2 separate regions of the Mus musculus genome follow, and region 2 is linked to region 1. Evidence: chromatin loops called from intact Hi-C (ENCODE). Cell type or tissue: heart. All regions are shown on one strand.

What was found. Peaks named below come from ENCODE experiments on the same cell type or tissue, not always from the same donor. Only the 100,000 strongest peaks of a DNase experiment are listed, where the experiment ranks them.
Region 2: it touches region 1 in a loop (2.2-fold over the local background); 7 of 42 quality-filtered maps call a loop at or near these places.

Annotation. Positions count from the first base shown.
Region 1 is chr11:120,094,697-120,102,696 of GRCm38, forward strand. It overlaps Tepsin (TEPSIN, adaptor related protein complex 4 accessory protein), which reads right to left and starts at 4,035. Exons shown (of 13, transcript NM_183137.2): 1 at 3,930-4,035; 2 at 2,813-2,885; 3 at 2,182-2,273; 4 at 1,885-1,978; 5 at 1,108-1,175; 6 at 838-913; 7 at 648-719. The coding sequence starts at 3,977. Ndufaf8 (NADH:ubiquinone oxidoreductase complex assembly factor 8) reads left to right here and starts at 4,238. Exons shown (of 3, transcript NM_001110242.1): 1 at 4,238-4,369; 2 at 4,452-4,562; 3 at 5,478-5,728. The coding sequence starts at 4,286. The coding sequence ends at 5,507. In heart, a CTCF peak has its summit at 6,556 (motif pointing left); DNase peaks (open chromatin) are centred at 792, 4,105 and 6,605; H3K4me3 peaks cover 2,895 bases; H3K27ac peaks cover 2,915 bases.
Region 2 is chr11:119,932,158-119,940,157 of GRCm38, forward strand. Gm11767 (a long non-coding RNA gene) reads right to left here. Exons shown (of 5, transcript XR_001780400.2): 2 at 7,785-7,845; 3 at 7,005-7,133; 4 at 3,471-4,968; 5 at 853-2,032. It also overlaps a transcript of Baiap2 not described here. Among named protein-coding and RNA genes, the nearest start is that of Baiap2, 6.9 kb to the right of the region's middle. In heart, a CTCF peak has its summit at 3,496 (motif pointing right); DNase peaks (open chromatin) are centred at 1,224 and 3,524; H3K27ac peaks cover 1,802 bases; H3K27me3 peaks cover 3,391 bases.

The sequences.
Region 1 (8,000 bases):
CTGCAGCAGCGTCGAGCACATAGCTGGACACAGCCTAGCATCCTGCCCCAAGGACAGTTCTGTTCTGTGCTGTTGTATAGACCCTCAACAAACAAGTGTCAAGTGTCTGGTAAACAGGGACCCCCCCCCCCGCCCCGCACTGTTACCACCTGCGCAGATGACCCTCTAGGGTCCTGTCACGGCTTGGAGCCTTGTACCTCAAGTAGCACAAAGGCCAACACAGCCAGCTGACTTAAGTCTAGCTTATCCTTCCTGTCCTTCAGGTAGACCTGGCCACTCCTGCCATACCTTCCTCTCAGCTGGGCAGAGGAAACAGCACAGGGGACACAGGCAGGAAGGGACAAGCCCACTGGGGTACACTTGGAGGATGGCTAATGTTGATGCCAGTGAGGTCTGGCCCTGACCTCTACATGAGTAGAATAAATTCCTTTTTCTTTTTTGGTCTTTGAGATAGGGTTTGTGGTATGTGTGTGTGTGTGTGTGTGTGTGTGTGTAGCCCTGGTCATCCTGAACCAGGCGTGCCTCAAATTCACAGATCTGTCTGCCTCTGCCTTCTGAGTGCTGGGATTAAATTTGTACACCCTCCACCCCACCCCACCCCCCAGCCTGATCCCCTCATCTCTCTACCCAAGACCTGTGTACCTTACCTGTCCGGCTGCTCTCCTTCGTGTAGCCGAAGCCTTGCAGGGCACTAAGAGGTCTGGCCTGGGCGCCCATGCCTAAAAGACACTGGCCTCAGCATGGGCCTTCCCCAGCCCTGCCCACATGCACAGAGACATCGAGGACACTGCGGGGGTGACCTCCGATGACGGCTGGAGGTGGTCCCCAGTGGCATACCTGCGGGAGGCGGGATCTGAGGTGGCTGCGATGGAGGCTGTGGCACGGCATCTGAGAACAGGGTGCTACCCAGGTCCTAAAGGAAGACGTGGATGCTGAGTCCCACCAAGCCTGCTGCTCTGCCCATCTCCACCAGCTCCGCTCTTGAGTTGCCCTACCAAGCATGGGGTGGGTGGCTCGGCAGGGAGGAGTGAGCTGGGTCCCATGCAGCAGGAAAACAGCAAGCCCCTCATAGACACTCTGCCACCCTGGACCCTGCTCAGGGCTCACCTGGGCAGCCGCCCGCACCTTCTGGTACAAGCTATTTCCGTGAAGAGGATCTGGAGGCCCTGAGAAAGCTGCAGGGCAGAAGGTAGACGGGACAGGCTGAGCCTGGGCACTCTTTGCTACCCACACAGCAGGCCAACCCTCCCAGAAGGTACATGCCCCATCCCCTTCCTCAGGGGGTGGGGTGGGGATATAGCATTTAACACTCTCCCTTGACCACTTGAGGTAGCAAATCTACCATCTACCTCTATGATGTCGACTGTGTCTGCCGGAGACAGACCTCCCACCTCCCACACACACTGAAGTTATGCCTACCTAACTGCTTCCTTGGGTCCATGCTCTTCCACCCACCTGCAACACGGCCCTTAGCAGTTTCTCAGGGCCTAGCTGGCTGACCTGAGGTCTCTGTCAGGACCTTTTACGTATTGTTTTGCCCCTGATTCCCAGGCTGATTCAGCCTGAGCTAAAACTCCTCTGCTAAAAAAAAAAAGGTTCCCTCATGGAAAATAAGGTTTTTTTCACACCACATTAAGCCACCCCAAAGCTTTCCTTGGCTCAGGGCCTTTGCACATGCTGGTGTATAGCACACACACACACCTATACATGCCAGCTCTGCTAAGGGCTAAGAGCCATTCCTCAGAGAATCCTAGAATCCTCCAGCACTGGCACCTTTTCCATGTACAAGCTCAGAGCAGTCAGGGCCCCAAGAGTAGCACCCAAGGGTTGTATACCCACCCCCAACCCCCTGCTTTCCCTGGGCACACCTGTGACTTTCCATACCCGTGGCTTCTTGGATGAGAGCAGAGTTTCTCCTGAGGATGAGGAGGAAGGAGGAAGAGCCATGACCACACAGGTAAAGCAAGATCTTTAGCACCTAAGGAGGATTCACAGAGTCACAGAGTCACCGGGCGCAGTGGCTGCGGGGCCGGTGGTGGCTGCGGGGCTGGCTGAGAGTTGCTGCGGGGCTGGCAGCGGCTGCGGGGCTGAGAGTTGCTGTGGTGCAGTTAAGCACCCCTCCCCCACGACCTGGCCTCAGGAACTGAGGCCTCACCTTCTGCCTGCCATCCAGAGACTCACCTTGAGCTTCACGTGGCCGGAGCTGCTGTCCAGACGGTTCAGGAGGTACTCCAGCAGGCACTGGCTGCTGCCTAGTGACTCGTGGGAAATCTCTGAGGGTCATTTGGGTTAGGGAAGCAGGTTGACACAGGCCATATCAGGAAGGATCTACTGGCTGAGACAGACTTGCCCTCCTGTGACCGAGGGCCTTCTCAGGTCTCACTCTATGAAGACCACTCCCACAGGCTTTGGTTTAACCAGCCCTGGAACTTTTAGGGTGTCCTGGTCTCTACACTATTGGTATTGCAGTTCTTGGTGTTTCCCCCAAATCCTACTGCCACACACATCTGGATAGTAGGAAAAAGAAGTTGTCTGTGAGCCGGGCGGTGGTGGCACACGCCTTTAATCCCAGCACTTGGGAGGCAGAGGCAGGCAGATTTCTGAGTTCGAGGCCAGCCTGGTCTACAAAGTGAGTTCCAGGACAGCCAGGGCTACACAGAGAAACCCTGTCTCGAAAATCCAAAAAAAGAAGTTGTCAGTGCTCCTGGAATAGCAGAAAACCCCACCCTGATGCAGTATCCCTTCCTGCTATGTCAGGATCCCCTCCGTACTAAACACTAAACCCACCAATGGGAACAGTGCAGAAGGATACTGGCGATCTCTTCAAACAGGTAGCCTGGACATGGGATGCTATCATCTGAGGTCCCCTTCAACAGGATGGGGAGCTGTAGGGGAATGAGGGCCATGGTGAGCTGCCATCTTAGACAGGGTAGGTCCCAGCCACTGAAGGGAATGGAAGCAAGCCTCATGCTGACTGGGGCTAAAACTGCCCAGGAGAGAGTCTGGGCAGGGCCACAGTCACCCTAAGGGCCACAAAGCAGAGCTGCAAACAGGCTCTGCTCTGGCATGGAGGAGTGACCCGGGAAAGAGGAAAATCAACAAAGGTTCTCTAACGAGGTCAAGATGAGGTTCAGCCCCTGCCTCCTACACTAAGTAACAGCAACAGAAAGAATCTCAGGGCTTTCTGTGCATTGGATGGGTGAGACTACTGGGTACAGACCCAAAGAGTGAGAACCGCTCAGCTTGGGGACTTTAAGGTTCCTTGAAGATAGCAAACTTCCATCTTATTGAGTCATGAATCAGCTTGGTTGTGCTTGCTTACTTACTTCCTTGCGTGTCCCTGCAAGCCTATGGTGTTTACTTGGTTGAAATCTGGGAACACCTCATCTCATCCATCAGTATCTGGATGAGAGGGCGAGGTTTAGGAACATTTAAGACAAGTATGTCTTCACCGTGCTATTTGTCTACAGTGCCTTCAAGGGGATCTGTAGGGAGGGAGCTGCACAGTTCAGTACTTCAGATCTTGTCCCAGACTTGAGTGATCTGATCTCTTGTAGCAGGGACTCTTAAAAGCCTAAGAAGGGTCCCTGGGGCCACTCAGTGCCCTCAAGATCCAGTCAGAAAGCTCAAGGCAATCAATTTATTGCAGTCAACAGCTGGCAGCAGGCTCCGCTCTCGCCACCCCGTGGCTATGGCCTTCCAGATGCCCCCTGTCCCCCAGAGATGTACGAGCTTCCAGGATCTTCTGAAATGAAGCCTGGGGAGAGCCGATGGGCCCCGCTGGAGATCGCCCGCCGCCCTTGGGGTTAACCTTCTGCTATCACGGCAGGCACACTCATTCTCGGCAGCTGCTGGACAGTGTCTGTCCCCGCTAATCTAGCGAGGTTCCCGGGCGCCGGAGGTCAGCACACCCGGCGAGTTTCACTCACCCTATGCAAGAAGCTCAAGCGGTCCCGCAGGGGCGGCACAGCTGCCATGGTCCAGGTAACCTCCCAAACTGCCCCGCTTCCGCCAGGCTTCGATCCTCCAATCGTCGCGCTCCTCTCGCTCCCCCGACCAATCGCTCGCAAGGGGCGGGCACGAAGGCGGGAACATCTGCGTCTCAGCCAATCCAAAGTCTCAGCAAGAGACGGACAAGAACGGCGACCAATTACAGAAGCACAGGACTGTGACTCTGACCAACCAGAAAATAGGATAGGCGGAGAGTCCGGATGTTCACGCGTTCGACTCCGGAAGAGGCAGGGCCCAAGATGGCGGCGCCCTCGAGAGCCTAAAAGGACCGCTCATGTCTGTGAACGGAGCGGTGTGGGGGCGTGTGCGGAGCCGTTTCCGAGCCTTCCCCGAGCATCTGGCGGCCTGTGGAGCTGAGGTACGGAGCGAACGGAGCGGAAGCGGAAGCGGGATGGGTGGCGACTCGGGTCAGGTCCCTGTACTGTCCCGTCTTCCCTCAGGCCTCGGCTTATGGCAAGTGCGTGCAGGCGTCCACCGCCCCAGGAGGCCGCCTGAGTAAGGACCTCTGCGTTCGCGAGTTCGAGGCCCTGCGGAGCTGCTTCGCCGCCGCGGTAGGTGGGCGTGTCCCTGCTACGTCATCTCTGTCTGGCGTCCTCTTTTCCGCCAAGCAACTCCAGTGACAAGGGGACAGGGCCTCCAGTTAGCTGTTGGCGTCTTGCCGATGGGCAACCCGATGAGACCGACCCCAGCTCCACTTGGTTTCTCCCAGCAATTCCTGCTAGATGCCAGGGCAGTGTCCTGCTAGGCACGCACCCCTGACGCACCCTGTCCCCGAGGAGTAAAGTGCAAGGTCCGCAGCAGGTTCTCCCTGCAGCACGGAAGCGATGCTGAGAGCCGCTTGGGTTCTTGATCCTGGCCTTTTTGCCCATGACCCCTCCACTAGAGCTAGGGTCGGTGGTTAAGAACCCAGGGTGACAGACACACTGCATCAGAAGCAGGTCCACAGTAGCCTCGGCGGGAATGAGGAGCAGTGTTTGAGTTGACTACAGCCCAGCCTCACCTACATACAGCCTTTGGTTTCCCGGCAGAGGCTGTTCAGTCGTCAGGTGTTGCGCTTTTCTTGTTCCTTCTAACTTGACACAAGCCTTTACTCTTGTGGTTGGTGGCCAGCAGCTGTCATTGAAACCCTAAACACACTCCTAATGCTCAGAGTTTCTGCTGTCCCTGCCACCCTCTCTGTGGCTGACCAGAATTGTGTGACTCCATCTGCTGCTTTGCCTGGACCAGATAAAGGCACCCCCCTGTGGTTCCCCCTCCATCCCTGCCCATCTCATAACAGAAACTCTCAGTCACAGGGGCCAGGCGTCCTCTGTAGGTGAGCCCAGGCTGGGACCCCCCGAGACACACTAGCATCTCAGTTCTTTAGCGTGGTTGGGATAAGGTGGCATTTGATGTGGTAGATGTCTTGCTTTAAGCCATATCTAAACTGGAAATAAGTCACTGAAACAAAATGCTTTCTCTTCCAGGCCAAGAAGACCATGATGGGAGGCTCCTAGGAAGAGCGGTGGGCGTGGAGGCCCTGTCCTGACAGCACGCATATGGGCAGCAGAGTTCCTGCTGTGTAATGGTTCCTCCCACCCTGAACCATGGGCAGGCAGGGCAGGGCTGTTTCCCGGCAGTGTGTACATGAGGATCTGGATTTGGTTGAGATGTAACATGAAGATGATTTAATTTTGTATAGTTTCAGACTTTTATATATAAAGCATGGTATAAGGAACTGGTCTCTCCCAAGGACAATGTATTCAGAGGACACCTGCACCCCCACCCCACAAAGGTGGCAGGTCTGGACCATAGAACTCTGCTCTCAGCTGGGTGTGGTGGTGCACACCATTAATCCCAGCACTCAGCAGGCAGAGACAGGTGGATCTCTTAGGAGTTTGAGGCCAGCCTGGTCTACAAAGCAAGTTTAGGACAGCCAGGGCTTGTTACACAGAGTCAACCATCTCAAAACAAACAAAACAACAAACAACAACAAAATAAACCAAAACCCTGTTCTCACCTTGGGCTGGAGAGATTGTTCAACAGTTAAAAGCACATGTTACTCTTTTAGTTCAGTTGCTAGCACTGACATGGCACCTCACAACCATCTTTAACTCCAGTTCCAGGGGATCCAGCACCCACTTCTGGCCTCTGCAGGAACCAGGCAAACATGTGGTACACAGACATACAGGCAAAACGTACATCTAAATTGTAAAACAAAAACCCCTACTATTCTCATCAAAAGTATTTAGTCTAAGTCTGGCTCATCATGCCCCTGGCCTGACAGAGTAAGGCACACCAGAGGTAACCACGGCAACAGCATAAGGGAACAAGCCTACACAATGAGAAGTGCCCTGTGGATGCTGCTCAGGAACTGGGCAGAGGCTTTTCTAGACAAAAGCCAACAAGGACGTTATCTTTGGACCTTCAGTGGGGGGACAGCCATCCCTGCATCCTGTCATGAACGATGGCTCCCAGCCTTCATTCTTTCTTCCCCTTCCTTCACACAGTGGGCTTGAAACAAGTTCAGAGTGCAGAAGGATTCTGTGTGTGAGTGCCACCTGCTGGGAAACATGGGAACTACTCAGTCCCGTTTCTTAGGTGTGGAGGTCATGCTGTCCTTGACAGTTTGTACCTGCCTCAGAACCCTGGATCCTGGGAACAGGGCTTGGGCCAGGGACTGTCAAGCCCTACATGCCATGCCCCAATCTGTGCCTCCATGTGGCACCTAACTGCTACTTCTGAAACCGGCCTGCCCATGTGGGGAAACCCAGGTTTTTTAGCTTAAGATTTATTTATTCAATGTGTACAGGTCTTGTGGCTGCATGCATATAAGTACACTGGTGGGCAGGAGGGCACAAAGGTGTTGGGTCCCCTGGAACTGGAACAGATCATTGTGAGCTGCCATGTGGATGCTGGGATTTAAACCTGGGTCCTCTTTAAGAGCAACAAGTGCTTTTCAACTGTTAGGCCATCTCTTCAGCTTCTAGAAAACCCATGTTTGATAGATTCTTGAGTCCATCTCAAGACACGACTTCTTGGCTCTTACTATGACCCAGAGCAGCTAGATTCTGTCTCAATGGACAGGGTGGTGCTGGGTCTCAACAGACCAGATGTTGGTCTAATTGCCCAGGGATTGCAGATTGTTCTCCACAGGTCAGAAACATTTTCTCCATGTTCTCAAGAGTTTACAGCCCAGCCAGGCGTGGTGGCGCACGCCTTTAATCCCAGCACTTGGGAGGCAGAGGCAGGTGGATTTCTGAGTTCGAGGCTAGCCTGGTCTACAAAGTGAGTCCCAGGACAGCCAAGGCTACACAGAGAAACCCTGTCTCAAAAAACCAAAAAAGAAAAAAAAAAAAGAGTTTACAGCCCAAGGCCAGCCTCCTCAGACTGCCCAACCTGCCAGTGTCATCTTCAAGTTCTCTTGAAAGCTCATTGACTGTAGCTTCTTGTATCTTCTCCCTGAAGACTCCCAACTTTGGGCCCCACTGAACTCAGGCTCCCTCAAATCTGTGAGGCAAAAAGTTCTCTCTCCATCTTCCATCGTAACCCCGAAGAAGCAGACAGGTCACGGCCCTGCGTAGCCCTGGCCTACAGACAGCTCGGCTCTCAGGCCTCCAGGGCCCACGCCTTTCAGCTCTCTCATGATGTGAATATTATTCTCATACACACGGACCTTATCCCATGGACTAATGTTCGTGAAGCCTTGGTCCCCAGCTAGTGATTCTATTTTGGAAGGTCCTAGAAACTTCAGGAAGTAGGTCGCTGCAGGCATGCTTTTGAACATTGTCCAACAGGCCATGGAAACCCTCTACCACATGCTTGTGCTGCAGTTCTGGCTAGGCTGCTCACATGGGCCAGGCAACCCTGGTACTGAAGCTGAGCAGAAGAAAGGACAGTGTCCTCAAGTACTCCGGCCACAGTTGTGCATGCTCCTTAGGCCTTTGTGCCTGCACTAGTCTCAGGCCTCCAAACTGGGAATGCATTCACTGGCTACAATAGAGACAGCT
Region 2 (8,000 bases), 160 kb before region 1:
CCTGTGGTTTTGAGGACAGCCTGGACTATAAATCAGATCCTGTCTCAAAACCGAAGAAGACACACAAGAGTGGCAACCGGAGGACCAGCCTGTGCTTCAAGGTTGCCGAGCTTCCCTTCCCAGTGGTGGGAGGTGGTAAAGAGCTGGCAGCAACTGTGGAGAACAGAGCAGAGCAGAGGGCCGGGGGTTTCCAGAGCAGGAGACACAGGCAGGGGTTCTCAGTGTGTCCACAGCTGGAAGCCTGGAGGATGGGTCCTAGAAACAGAAGCCAACCAGGGGCAGCTGAAGCAAATCCCGCCACCCCTCCAGTCAGTTCAGTGCCTCAGGCTTGGTGTGAGGTGGCCAGCGGCTTCCTGCGGGGGTGGGGGGGTGGGGGAAGCTAGAGCATCAATGTCCCTATTGAAAAGAATGCTCTGGGAGTTGTGGCCTGCGTGTCTGAACTCTGCAGTGACAGGAAGAAGTGTGCACAGGCATGGCCGGACTCTAAGTCAATTTCACTTACAGGGCCCGGGGAGCTGGCTCAGCGTGCAAAGTGAGCCCTATTCCCAGCCCCAAGTGTGATCCCAGCATTCAAGAGGCAGAGGTAGGAGGACCAGATCAAGGTCATCCTTGACTCTGTAGTGATTATGAGGCCAGCCTGGGCTGTCTCAAAAACAAACAGGGACTGGAGAGATGGCTCAGCAGTTAAGAGCACATGTTGCTCTTGCAGAGGACCCAGGTTCAGTTCCCAGGACCCCGTGTGTCTAGAGAATCTAATGCCCTTTTCTGACCTCTGAGGGCACCAGGCACTCTTGTGGTGCACACACATACATGCAAGGGAAATACTCCTATACATAAATTGAACATTTTAAAGACAGTAAAAAACCAAAACTTTATTTGCAAAGCCCTGCAGTGGCCAACAAGTGATAGTGTGTGGGGGGCCTCTGACCTGGCACCACCAGAATCTAACCCATGACATCAGCCCTGGAAGTGTGTGCGGGTGACAGCAGGCACAGACCTGGAACCCATTTGCATCACATTTCTGCTTAAAGAAAGGAAACAGCAGAGAAAAATGGCCGAAGTGGTGATGGAGACTCAGCTGAGGCCAAACTGTGGCAAACTTAAGGCTGCAAGCCCAGCTGGTGAGGAGCCAGAGCCCACAGATGGTGACTCAGACCGTCGCCTAGGAATGAAGCTGCTGTTGTGGCCCAATGTGGCCAGAGGCCCTGGGATCTCACTGCTGCTGGAACTGGGAGGGATGGTGGAAACTCCCTTGGCCCAGCCTGAGCTAGCCACAGGCATTTCCTCCCCTCTAAGTGCCTGCCAGGGGCTCAAAGCCTAGAGCCAATGAGTTCTTGGGAATGACTACCTGAGCCACAACCCTGCAGGAAAGGCACTTCTCGAGGATGCTGGCCCTGCACCCTGCTGCCAGCCCCACGCCCTGTTACTCAGCCTCTGACTGCCACCACCCTTGCTTTTGTGACAAGTGCTTAGAATTAGTTTATACTGTCCTCATTTCAGCTCGAGATCTCAGGGACATTTGACAAGATGAGAGCGGAGACTCTACTGGGCATGGTGGTGCTCATTTTTCATTCCAGCACTGGAGACAGGGATGGGTGGATCTCTGAATTCGAAGCCAGCCTGGTCTACATAGCAAGTTCCAGGATAGCCAGGGCTACACAGAGACCAGGTCTCAAACACACACACAACTTTCTGCTGGGCCAGTGGTGGGAGGCCTTGAGTCTGACTGGGACTCCAATGGTAGGAGGGAATGAACTTGGGCAAGCTGCCCTCTGACCTCACTAGTGTGGGAGTCCCCCAAGGCAGGACAGCCTAAGATCCCTTGCTTACAGGGACAATGACGTGTGGGAGGCTCTGTGCAGGATGTGGTGAGAGCAGCAACCCCAGGTTAGCAAGGGCTACGGAGGGAGGGTGGTAGTGGGGTATGAAGGTGCTGGTCCTCAGAGCAGAGCAGCGCAGAGCAGAGCAGGGTTAGCTTCTGTGGCTCTTCAACAAGCCCGTTCTTGCCAGGTACAGCAGGCATAGTTGCTACCTATGGGAAGGAGGTGTGTACTACCCCATCATCAGGCCTGTAACTGGGGACACCCACCCTGCCCAGGGTCACTGTTCCCCTTCCAGCACCCTGTGAGTGAGGCTCAGCTACTCCACCCCTCAGTCCTGGGGTGCTGTCAGCTGCAGGGAATGGCCCTGTCCGTGCCTGGGCTCTCACAGGTGTCTGTAAGGAGCAGGTGGGGACTTTCCCTCACCTCACTCATGTGTCTGTGTCAGTGGGCATCTGTCATGCTTCATCAAGAGTGAAGATTGCGAGCTGTGGCCAGGTGCAAGCCGGTTGTCTCCGGGCACCCACAATCTCCTTCCCACATAGCTCTCTGGGGTAGAGGCTGTGGCTCTTTTTTAAAAAGAGAAGACTCTTGGCCAGTTCCAAGAGGTCAGCAGGGACGTATATATGTATAATCAAAGCAGAATGGACCTAGTGGGTTATTATGTGTGTGCATATGTTTATGTACACATTAAATATGTAACAATGGTGATTAAAGGTCATGAATGTGGGGGGAGGAGTTGAGTTGGAAGGAGCAAGAATTAGGGGTCATGTATGTTCAGTGTTCATGTATGTATGTGTTAGGAGTCATGTATGTTTAGTGTTCACGTGTGAAGTTCTCAATGGAATAAAATCAGTCGTCATCATCATCATCATCGTCATGGACAACAGAGACCCAGGAAGGAAGGGGCTGACAGACTCCTCATCAGCCACCAGGGAAACCAGAACTAAACTCAGCAGCTGTCACATGCTCACCAGGCTGGCTATGGTTGAAATTAACAGGGGGAAAGGCGTGTTGAGGAGGAGCTAGGGAAGCTGGCAGCCTCCTGGATCCCTAAAGAGAGTGTAAGATGGCAGCCAGCTCCTTGCAAGTTCAGTTCTGGGCTGAGCATGTGGCTCAGCGAGACAGTGTTTGTCTCCGCCTCACAGCAAACTTTCAAGCCCAGAACTCCCGCTCCTAGCAACGGGAGGATGAAGAAGTTCAACCACACCGTAAGTTTGAGGCCAGTTTGGGCTACATGAGAGCCTCTTAAAAAAAAAAAAAAAAAACAAGAGGAACAAACCAATCCAACAAAATCCAAAACAGCAACAACAAAACACCCAGGGGAAAAAGAAAAAAAAAGACTTTGAAGTTGGTAGGCAGATGTCGCTGGGTGCTATGAAGACATCATGAAGCAGTATTTCCCAGGAGCACGGGCCTTATAGATGCACGAGCTGCCCCTATGTCCCCTCTCCAGGCAGCTACCGGCTTCCTCTGTCTCCTCTACCTGAAGGGAGGAGTTTTCCCTTTCCTCGGGAGACAGGGCATGCTATTGCTGCATTTCTCCCTTCCTAGGTACAGCCTGGTCTCACAAACCACACAACCCTGCACTCCCCTGCTGGCCCTTCGCCTCCTGCTGTGCGCACCTCTACTTCTGCCAGCCACCCTCACCTGTCCAGTGGCAGGGCTTCTTTCTTGGATGTGCCACCAGGGGGCAGTGAAGGGAACCCTCAGAAAGATGAAGCCAGACTCAGGCAAGGGTCCCAGAAGTGGCAGTCTATTGTAAGAGCCAAGGCCTGAGGGGGGCCTAGGAAAAGGCAGCCAAGCTGGACCCCCAGGAGCCAGGCGCTGGACCTCCCGGGTTAACAGCAGCAGTGGATGCAGTGCCCCGACCTGTCTGAGGAAACTGCCGGGTACCACCGCTTAATCCCAGTGTCCTGGAACTGTCCTGCCTAAGTGTCTGAGCATGGGGTTTTCTCCTTAGGATGTCTTGGAGCCCAGGAAGGCAGGAAAAACACCAGAGTCCCACACCAGCAGCTCCAAGGCTCAGAAAGCCAACTCCTCAGGCTGTGCACAAAGAATTTCGTTAGCTCCTGCAGAAAAACAAAAAAGACAAAAAACAAAACAAACAAAACCCCCCTGCAGCTTGGGGTGAGAGTCGACAGCAGAACCGAGGTGCTTGGCATCTCCGGGGTTCTGCCAGCAGTGGTTGGAGTGACATTTGGAAAGGTTGTACAGCCGACCTTTGGTTGGATAGGGGGTGAAATGTCTCGCATATTCTTTTAGAGTCATGGTTTCCAGGCAGGGACGGGGGCTAGGGTGGGGGACAGATAGTTTCCTACACTACTCTACAAACATCTCTGTCTCTCAACCTTGAGAGAAGTGAGCCTGCTGGAGAAATGACATTCCCAACTTAGCACTCCACCAGTTTTCCTCACAGTCATCTTCCTGTCTGACCAGACGTGCCAGGCTCACTGTCCCGGCTCTTCTTCACGCTCTCCATGTTAGAAAGGCCCTGCCTGGCAGGCCTTGCAGGTGGCTCTGGGTGGAAGCGGCACCCTTCCTTTTCTCTGCCTGGTGGGGAAGAGGCAGAGGCTGGTGTGGGAATCTGGCCAGTGCCTTAGGCAGTCCTGCTGCTTCCTTCCAGGTGCAGGCATTCCTCCTGGAACTGGCTCTACCTCAGCTCTTGACCAGTTCCCTCAAAATCATTCCTCACCAAAGCCCTTCCCCACACTCCAGGGGAGCTGTGGAAGGGCAGAAGGGCAGATGGTAGTTGTGCAATGGGGTGCAGCCCTGGTGCCTCTGGAGCACTCACCATGCCAGGGAGTCTTCTGGGTCCCACCGTGAGGGGACAGAGTCCCACTGTGTGTGCCCTGACACAGGCACTGTCTGCCTGAGGGCAGCCCAGTGTTGTGTCAACACACCAGCAAGCCCTAGCCAGGAAGTCCCTTCTAGGTGGACTTGATTCCCCAGAGAGCAGGAAGACACTGTATGTGGCTTTTATGGGTTAAGAGGAGCTCTGAAAACCCAAGAGCCAGTTGGGGGATTGGCACTGGGGTCCTAGATACCTGGGCCACACTAGGTCCCGTTGTAGGACTGTGGACGCGATGAGCCAGTCCTGTCCCGGTCTGCCCCTTCTGCAGCACCAGGAAGCTCCACACAGCTTCCCCTGTTTACATGGAAACACCAGGCATGTCCCGGGGACCTCCTGTGCTCTGGGCTGACACAACAGGACTGCTGTAAGGAGACCCTAGCCAGTCGTTCAAGCTTCCCTAAACTTTGCGCCATGCTTGGGGGAAGGGAATGCGGGAGGAGGGGGTAAGATTCGCAGCAAGACGATTTCAGATTTCAGAGTTGAAGACAAGATTTCAAAATCTGGCTTTAAATAAACACGGAATTAAAAAGAGAGAGAGCGCACACGGAGCCTCCAGCAGCCTAAATTAGCAGCAGTCAGCCCCGAGCAGGGAAGCCATCTGTGAGCATGTGGAGCAGTATGTACATGTCTGGGCTTCTCACTCTGGCAGGACCAGCTGGAGATGGGGGTGTGGTGGGGAAGGACCCGGTGGAACACACCAGGGCTCAGGGCTGGGTGTCTTTTGACTCCAGAGTCTGGAAAACTATTTCCTCTGCCGCAACCTGAAAACGCCTTTAGACACCTTTAAGGCAACTTAATTGAAGAGGCAGAGCAATAAGAGAGGAAAGGGACAGGAAAGCACCCGCAGTGAGCAGGAAGCTGAGTGACCACTTTGGCCTATGGAGGGCACTCTGCGGAGCGAATGGGCACAGGCGGGACTGCCTGTGCCTAGGCTGCTGCTGCCATCAGAGCTGTCACCACAGACCGTCGGTCATGCTCTGATGACAGATACCTCTGTTCAGTTCTCTTATTCACTTAAGGCACAACCCTACGAGCTGGGTGTGTACAGAGGCATGGGTGTGCCTGCCATGGGGTGGGCTTTCCTTGTTGCCAAGGGCACCGGATCTCAGAACTTAAGTTTGGTGTTGTGCAGGCCGCACCCCGCCCCTCCCTGCCCATTGTCCTGCCTCAGTCCACCCATTGTCCTCTGAATTCACTTGGCCCACTGCAGAAGGATTCGGTGCAAAGGGCCCCCCCCCACTGCAGCCTGTCACCTGCCCAAGTTATTTAAGTCTGCATTGTCAGTTAATATATTCTAATAGGCAAGTGGGTGACCGAGCTGGCAGACGCAGGATGACGCTGAAATGTAACAAGAGGAGAGGCACCCAAGGAAACTTGGAGGCTTGTTTGCGCCCCTGAGCTCACCCCCGCGCTACCTCCCACAGGCACCTGGAGTCACGCCTGTGTGATGTGCAGATTACATAAGGGGGATGGCTGCTGGGGAGGCTAACCCCCTACAGCGGGGCGGCAGGGCAGCGTGGGGAGGTCACATCTCCCACACCTCAGCAGAATGGCTCTGACTTCCTGGGCCTGCCTAGAGGGAGGGAAGCCACAGCTGGGAATGGGACGTTGTAGGCCCTGTGGCTGAGAAGACAGAGGCGGGGCCAGGAAACACTCTGGAAAGCCACAAGACTGTGTTCACACTTCATCCTCCAGCCAAGCGAGCGCACCAGGAAGGGTACCCCACCAAGAGAGTGTCCACCTTTCCTTTCTGCCACACTGTAGGTTTGAGAGGGAACAGAAGACGCCAGAACCAGAAATGGTCAGGTGAGCAGGGCTGATCTGTTCCCCCACAGCAGCAAGTAGGACCCACGTGGTGGCGGCTATGGAGAAGCTAGCTCCGAACCATGTCAGGTTAAGGGTAAACCTGAGGTGCAGTCTGGGAGGAGGAGCGGAAGGAAGCACCCACATCTGGGACAGCAGGAGAGAGGAACAGCTCGCTAGACCTCAGCTCTAGCAGGCAGCAGCACAGCAGCAGCACTGGCCCAGCTATGCAGCTATGCAGGGCCAGCTCCCAGCACCCTCTGACCTGCAGCCCGGGGCCCGCAAGCTCCTCTGCTCCACATTTCCTCATCAGAGCAAAGATCCTCCACGTCCTTTTCTTTCTCCTCTTTGAAGTGGTCCCAGGAATCAAAGCCCAGGGTCTTGGGTACCCTAAGTCTTCCCCTGAGCCCACCCAGCCCCAGCTGTTAGCCTGTTGTCTTAGTGATGCATTTACCACAGTTCGGGAGCCAGTGCTGACAGATCATTAACTAAAGTCCACAGTTCACTCAGGGTTCTCCAGATTTTACCTAGTGTCCTCTTTCTGTGCAGGATCCAGAGGGACTCCAGGGGACCTTCAGTCTTCCTGTCTCCAGGCTCCTCTGTGCTGCTGCCTCTGCCTTCAGCCATGATGGGGACATGGCAGCATGCGGAGCACTCTGGTGGGGGAGGAGGGGTCTACTGTACTGTCCCTGCTGGGCTTGGGAGGGAGGACTGGAGAGATGAGAGGGCAAGCACTCTGCTCAGGTAGTACCAGCTGCTAGAGCATGGTGAGTCCTCCATATGACTCCTCCTCCCCTGACTCCTCCCAACACCTCACAGAACCCTGGTCTCGGCTTTGGGGGCTCTAGGCGACTAGGGACCTGCCCAGGAGCCACAGCCGCGTCTGCCCCACCCCTTCGAGCTGACTGGTGACAGAATGGACTCCTTAAGCCTGGGCCCTCTCCCCACATTGCACCCCGAGCCAGTCACAGTCAGGTCTCAACCTGTCCCTTCCATGGTGGCAGGCTATGCCCTGAGGGCCAGACAAGACCAGGTGGCTGTTGGCAGCTGAAATAGGCTTCCTGCTGGTAGGAGTAAGACTTCCATCTAAAGTTCTAGCCACCTCGATGGCCAGCCACTAAGACTGTCCTGAAACCAGAGCAATGCCCCCCACATACAAGAACACTTCTGCCCTCAGGCCTGGCCGAGGTGCAGGTCCTGCAGCATGAGCAACAAGGGTGTGGAGGGGGAAAAGGCTTTTCCCGAAGCCCCAGAGGAGTCCGAGCTCCTGCTTTCCTGCCTCTCCTACTCTAGAACTTTCTGGTTACCTATTACAGAAGCTTCAAGCCAGGAATGAAAACAGGAGAGTTCTGGTTGGGAGATTCTTCCCTAGGAGGGAAAAAAAGCTGCCAGGTGGGGGTGGGGTGGGGTGGGCTGGGGATGAAGAGAGTTCCCTTAACAGGCTCCCACCACCTCTGGAGACCTTAGACAAATGGCTATCCACCTTAGGCAAGCTCAGCGAAGTGGCTGAGGATGGAGGTGAA